Linked DNA regions of Mus musculus: region 1 is linked to region 2. A link is a loop called in an ENCODE intact Hi-C map of the cell type or tissue named here. Cell type or tissue: left cerebral cortex. All regions are shown on one strand. Each heading gives the region's core, and the rest is flanking DNA. Links, peaks and the distances in the headings are about the cores only. Region 1 overlaps Pitpnm3 (PITPNM family member 3). Region 2 overlaps Pitpnm3 (PITPNM family member 3).

What was found. Peaks named below come from ENCODE experiments on the same cell type or tissue, not always from the same donor. Only the 100,000 strongest peaks of a DNase experiment are listed, where the experiment ranks them.
Region 1: a loop joins it to region 2, with 1.9 times the contacts of the local background. A loop is called at or near these places in 10 of 42 quality-filtered maps.

The regions. Positions count from the first base shown.
Region 1 is chr11:72,080,918-72,083,825 of GRCm38, forward strand. All of the region lies in intron 4 of Pitpnm3 (PITPNM family member 3), which reads right to left. Among named protein-coding and RNA genes, the nearest start is that of Gm46286, 31 kb to the left of the region's middle. In left cerebral cortex, for the core only: no CTCF peak of the experiment used is centred there; a DNase peak (open chromatin) is centred at 1,851.
Region 2 is chr11:72,128,530-72,131,437 of GRCm38, forward strand. All of the region lies in intron 1 of Pitpnm3 (PITPNM family member 3), which reads right to left. Among named protein-coding and RNA genes, the nearest start is that of Pitpnm3, 5.9 kb to the right of the region's middle. In left cerebral cortex, for the core only: no CTCF peak of the experiment used is centred there; DNase peaks (open chromatin) are centred at 1,217, 1,723 and 2,123; H3K4me3 peaks cover 778 bases; H3K27ac peaks cover 1,711 bases.

The sequences.
Region 1 (2,908 bases), core at 317-2,816, 47 kb before region 2:
ATCTTGAAAGGGACCTAAATGGCTGCAGGACATGGAAGCACACATATGGGCAGAAGCACAGTTTTGCACTAACCCCATGGCTTTGTTCTCCTGCTCTGAACTGGGTCTTGAATGCCCCACCAGTTCCCACATATTGAAGGCTTGGTTCCCAAGCTGCAGTGCTGCTGGGGAATGGAGTCTGGTAAGAGGAAGGAGTGTGGCCTTCTAGTGTCTCTGGGCACTTCAGGCCCTTCCTGTCCCTCCTTTGCTCCCTGGCCAGCAGGAGGTGAACAGCTTTCTCCATGACATGGCCCCCACACTGTACCACCCAGGCTCCAAGCAATGGTGGAAGGACACCTCTGAAACTCGGAGCCAAAGTTACAGGCAGGGACTGATCTCCAAGAGCAGAATGCACAGAAGACCGAGGGAAGCAGAGAAAATAACAGGCCTTTTCCAGAGGCTCCTGGGCTCTCAAAAAACAGGGAGATTTCCTGTCCAGTGAAAGCCTGGCAACTATTGAAAACTGAAAATGAACTAGCTCTGGCTGGATTCCACTGAGTCTTTCTTTAAAAGTAATTGTATCAAGTTGTGTTTGTTTGGTTGTTTGGTTGGTTTTTATGGGATTTTGTTTGTAGTTTGTTTTGGATTTTTTTTTCCCAGTAAGTTGACTAACACAAGCTTTCTTCCTCACTCTAGCCCAGTCTTGCTGCCAGGCAGTCCCTGAAGGCTCCTCGGAAGCTTCAGTCATCATCCAGACTCCAGGTCACCTTCCCCTACAGGTGTCCCAGCTTCCAGCCTTGTGAAATAGCTTTCTAGGTAGGCAGAAGGGGTGGGGCAGGGGTCTGAGCCTCGTAGTCAACGCAAATCACCTAAATGGTGTAACTTTTTCTGCATGCTGGGACAGAGATTGATCTTCCCCTGGTCTCCACTTTTCTAGATTTTCTATCATTTCTTTAGTTAGCCCATATTTATTTTAGTCTCAAAGTATTTATGAATATGTACATTGGGTGAACACTATAAACGTGTGTTATTACATTTACAAGCTGGTAACAAGCTTAAATCTTGTATTTTGGTGTTAACACGTAACTCAGTCTCCCTTTCTGACTTCTATTCTGCTTGCTGGTCATCACCCAACTTGGGTCAGAGCTGAAAACACCCAAGCAAATTCAGTACAAGGCTATAAAGATCCCAAGCTTGGAGAATTATATGAATAAAACCAAGTCATGTGACCAGGTCGAAGTCACCTGTCTAAAACTTATGTAGGCCATGTAAACCAGCTCTAGTCACATAATGCAGGGCTGCAAAATGAGACTGTCCAAACCAGAATTACAGTTCCAAATGAGGACTTCAGGCCACATTGAGGACATACCTAGAGCCTGATAACTGTAGAAAGGGAAGGGTCCAGCCCAGAGAAAAGCAGACCCAAGTGGACCTGCAGATACACACTGCCCAAGGTGCAGAATCCACACTGAAGATCCATTCTGTAGATCCACGCTATAGAAGCCATGCTGGTTTGTATAGCAGATTTTCAACACAAATTAATGTGGCTGATGTACATGCAGACCCATGCCACAGATTCCCCATCACAGATCTCCTTACTCTATGGATACACCCTGCAGACCCATACCATAGGTCCATACCACAGCCACACTCCACAGATCCACAGTACAGATTACTCAGTAAATATGCACTACAGTTCCACACCACAGATTCACAGTGAAGATCCACCGCACAGATCTACACTGCAGATTCACGATGCAGATCCAGTTACAGATGCACGCTGAGCCATGTTTGAGCCAAGGGAGTCCAGGGCAGGACAACAGCATGTCATGGTGGATTGAGTACCTCAGGCTTGTGCCTACGGTGTTTACAGTTGTTCACAGTGGCCTGTGCTGGCCTGTAGGCAGGCAACTCTCCTCCACCCAGGTTATGCAAGCAAGTTATGCAATATCCACTTGGTAGGGATGCTGGGATGGAATTTTCACCCAGGGTTAGGAGGATCTAGAAACTGAGATTCCTCCTGTGTCTAACATTAACATTTGCCTTCTCAAAGTCAAGATCAAATTGCACCCACCTGACTTTGTTTAGCTAATGGTAGAGGTCTTTAGTAAACCAGTGGCTTTAAAGAGAAACAGACAAAAGCTTGACCTTGCCCCTTACTAGGGTCTGGGACCCAGAAAGACCCTCTTAAGAACATACTGTTGGTCACTCTAAATGAGCATGGGAATATCTTAGAGAGATAACTCAGCTAAGGAAACCCATGTCAGGGCCAGAAAGCCACCATCTTGAACCAAGGCTGGTAAGATGGCCAGAAGAGTATGACAACCCCAACCTGGTGTCCCCACTGAGCCCTCCGTATGAACACAGGTCCTTTCATCTGTGTCTCGAGTGCCCAGTCATCACCTTGTGTCTAGCACAATCTTCATGTTTTTTCTGAACGCCTCACAGAGACAACCGAGACTCAGAAGGGTTAAGGGACCCTTTCTCCAGATGGAAATGGAAGGCTTGAATGTAGACTGTCCCCCATTGGCTTGTGTTTGTCTCCAGCTGGTGGTATTGTTTTGGGGAGGTTATTGACCTGGAGTGTAGGTGGCCGATATCAACCTCTAAGGTCAAGGCCTTCCTGGCCAGGCCTTCTACTACATTAACTGAAACTGAGTCAAACAACAACAACAACAACAAAGCCATTTTCTCCTGTAAGTTCCTGACAGATATTTGTACCGGTAATGAGGAAAGGTAACTGATACACACAAGGATTTGAACCCAGGCCGCAGGTCAGGCCTGGAATCGTTCCATCTAAAATGAGGAAGTGACTAGAAAGGAATGATCTCTTCAGTTTTCAAATGCCTCCAACTCCACGGTCCTGTCCTCTCACAAAGAAACAGGCTGTGAGGGAAGGCAGGCAGACCCTGTCATTGGGTACAGGAGC
Region 2 (2,908 bases), core at 114-2,613:
CTGCATCCCCAGTCTGAATCCAATCACATGACAAGTGACAATCGCAGACACAGGAGAAACTCAGCCCAGGCCATGGCACCCAGTCTAGACCCAGGGCCATATCAAATAATTTGTAGGCATATCCAACCTGTGGCCTACAGACCACAAGAGGCCAATTGAGAGCAATGATTACGCTCTAACACTACATTGTAAGTGTGTTAGGAGATTTTTATTTTGTAACTCCACTGCATAGATCACAAGCACAGATCTCTAACTTTGTAAGTGACAATACCATGCCACCATGTTAGGGTTGGACATGCCTAGAGAATATTTTTGCAGCACACTCTGGATGCTGTACTGCATTTCATAACTGCAGGGGTTTCTGTGACCTATCACCTTCCCCCTGCAGAGGGACTTGGGAACCCTAAAGTTCAGGAGGAAGGGGGAGGGTGGGAGGAATGAGAGGACCAGAACTTTGGTCTCTGTGCCTGGCCTAGTTGGCCAAACCAATTGCTTTGGGACCGATGTGCTTTTGAAGACCTGCTGGTATCTTATAAATATGCCATTTAAATACCCCTTAATTACCTTATTTAGGAGATAATGAGTGATTAATAGCTTTGGCTATCTATTGTACTTTCATTTGCTCTGCCAATTAGGCTCCCAACAGTTCTGAATTCTTTGGAACAGTTTCCCCAAGGCCCAGATGTCCCCCCTATGTCCCGCCAGATTCTTGCTCCAGAAGGCAGAAGCTGTCTCCTCTAAGCCACGGGAAACCCTCCATAGCACTTGCCACTGTCCCACAGGTGGGAGGACATGGGACATCCCAGAGTGTTGAGACAGAAGATGGCATCCTCCCTAATCATCCCAGGACCCCTTTGTGTGGACTAGAGAGGAAGAATTTGACATCTATGCACCAAGCCAGCGGATAAGGAGGCTGGGGCAGAGCCAGAGACTCTGATGCTGCACATCCTCAGAGACCACCACCTCAGTGAGCTTTTGGTAAGGGCATCCATCAAAGGCTGCCCTCAGCATCAAGCAAATGGCAGGAGAGACCAGTTCTCTGCCACACCCCAGTAACGACCAATGTGACCTCACATGGGCACCCCATTCCACCTGCAACTCCCAGATTGTCAAAAATGAACCTCAAGGTGATCTCTGCCCTCAGGCCCCTCGATCTGGTGCCAAATCACGGTGCCAGGAACTGCCAGTGAGACAGGGAAGCCCTGACAGCAGGCTGGATAATGCTGCCATCCCTGTCCCAGATTATAATACACAAGAAAGAAACAAAACACCGCAAAGATAAACACATTCCCTACACCAGGCACTAACGGGAGGCTCAAAAATAGCTCTCTATGCTACCAGGAGTGACTCCAGAATTGTTTAGCTCGGACCAGGCTCATGAGGGAAAGCCACAGCAGAGACAAGGGGAGTTCTGATCCAGGAGGATGGCACTGGGGACCAATCTAAAAACAGTCCAGGAAAGGTCAAACGTGTAACCAACACAGGCATGAAGACAGATCCTAGAGCATGCTCAGAGCCTTCCAGCTGCCAGCCCACCTTAAGCTCCCGGTCACAAAGTCTGCAGACCTAAGTCTATCCCTGAGGAGGGCAGGAGGCCAGTGACGTACTCTGTAAATACCCAGAGCTGAACAAACACAGCGTCAGCAACAGCCGGCTCAGAGGAGGACTCTCGAGCCACCAGAACTCAGCGCCCCTCCCAGATGGGCCCAGTGAGTTTCTATTTTTGCTTTCAACCCTTGTTTGGCATCCCCAGCCAACAGACGGACTACTTCTCCTCCCTCCAGAATAATGGGTCACAGGGAGGTGGCACACCTCCTCACTGGCCCCGCCCACCCTGACACGCGACCTCGCTGAGGCCAGCTTGATACCAGGAGAGCCCCCTCAGCAGCCTCCCACAGCCAGCTACATGGGCTGATCTCTCATCCCCTGGAGCCTCGAATGCACCCATACTGCAACCCACTCCAGCCCCACCATGCCACCAAACACACCTCACCAGCCTCAAACTGAATCCTGATTGCCACACTGGCTCAAAGCCTGGTCCCATCTGGGTTATACTGCAGGAAGCAGGCCAACTGACTAGGTTCCCCTGCAGGGACCCAGCTCCCTTCCCCCCACCCCACCCCAGAGCCAAGACAAGCAGAAAGTCCCTGTCACCCTACCCACATGTGTACCCTAGTTGGGGGCTGTGACCACACAGCTGTGCAGGCCTCCACAGGCACACGTGGGACCTTGGAGGTGGCATTTACCTCCGGAGTGACTCACTAAGGCTCCCATTCCTTGGGAAAGGGGGTGCAATTTAGCATTTCTTTCTCTTTAGAAAACAAGAATTTTAAAAGAGAGCGAGTAGAGAGATTTGAGGGAGTGGGTGGGGAGCTCAGATCTCATTTGATTTCCAAACTTATTTGCTATGCATTCTCTCCTACCAGCCCCCACCCCACCCCTAATCTCTCCCTAGGGGCACAGGGCAGCTGGCCACACCCTTCCATGAGGCCCTAGTGACAAGCTAGTCTGAGACCCCCCCTAGAAGACTTAGGCTGTGAAAGTCCTTGATTCCCCCAGGGTTCCTTATTCCTCAACTCTCCCAAACCCCATCCACGTGAGGTGAGAGGCGAGGCCCTTTTCCAGAGCAGCAAAGATAGACAGACCCCAGGGAAAGGGTGGGTAGAGGAAAAAAAAAGCTCAGCTAGAGCTGCGTAGAACTTCCAGTCCCTCCTGAACCCACACTTTCCTTCCCCATTCCTTCTTACAGAAGCAAAAGCTAAGTCTCAGAGGGGGCAGTTCAAGGTCAACCTAGGCCAAGTTAGCCACAAATGGAGGAGTCCTACTTGCTAGTTCCAGTCTGCCTCCAACCACCAGTGAATCTAGAACCAGACACTCAACCTTTCTGGAGTTGAGTGTTCCCATCTAT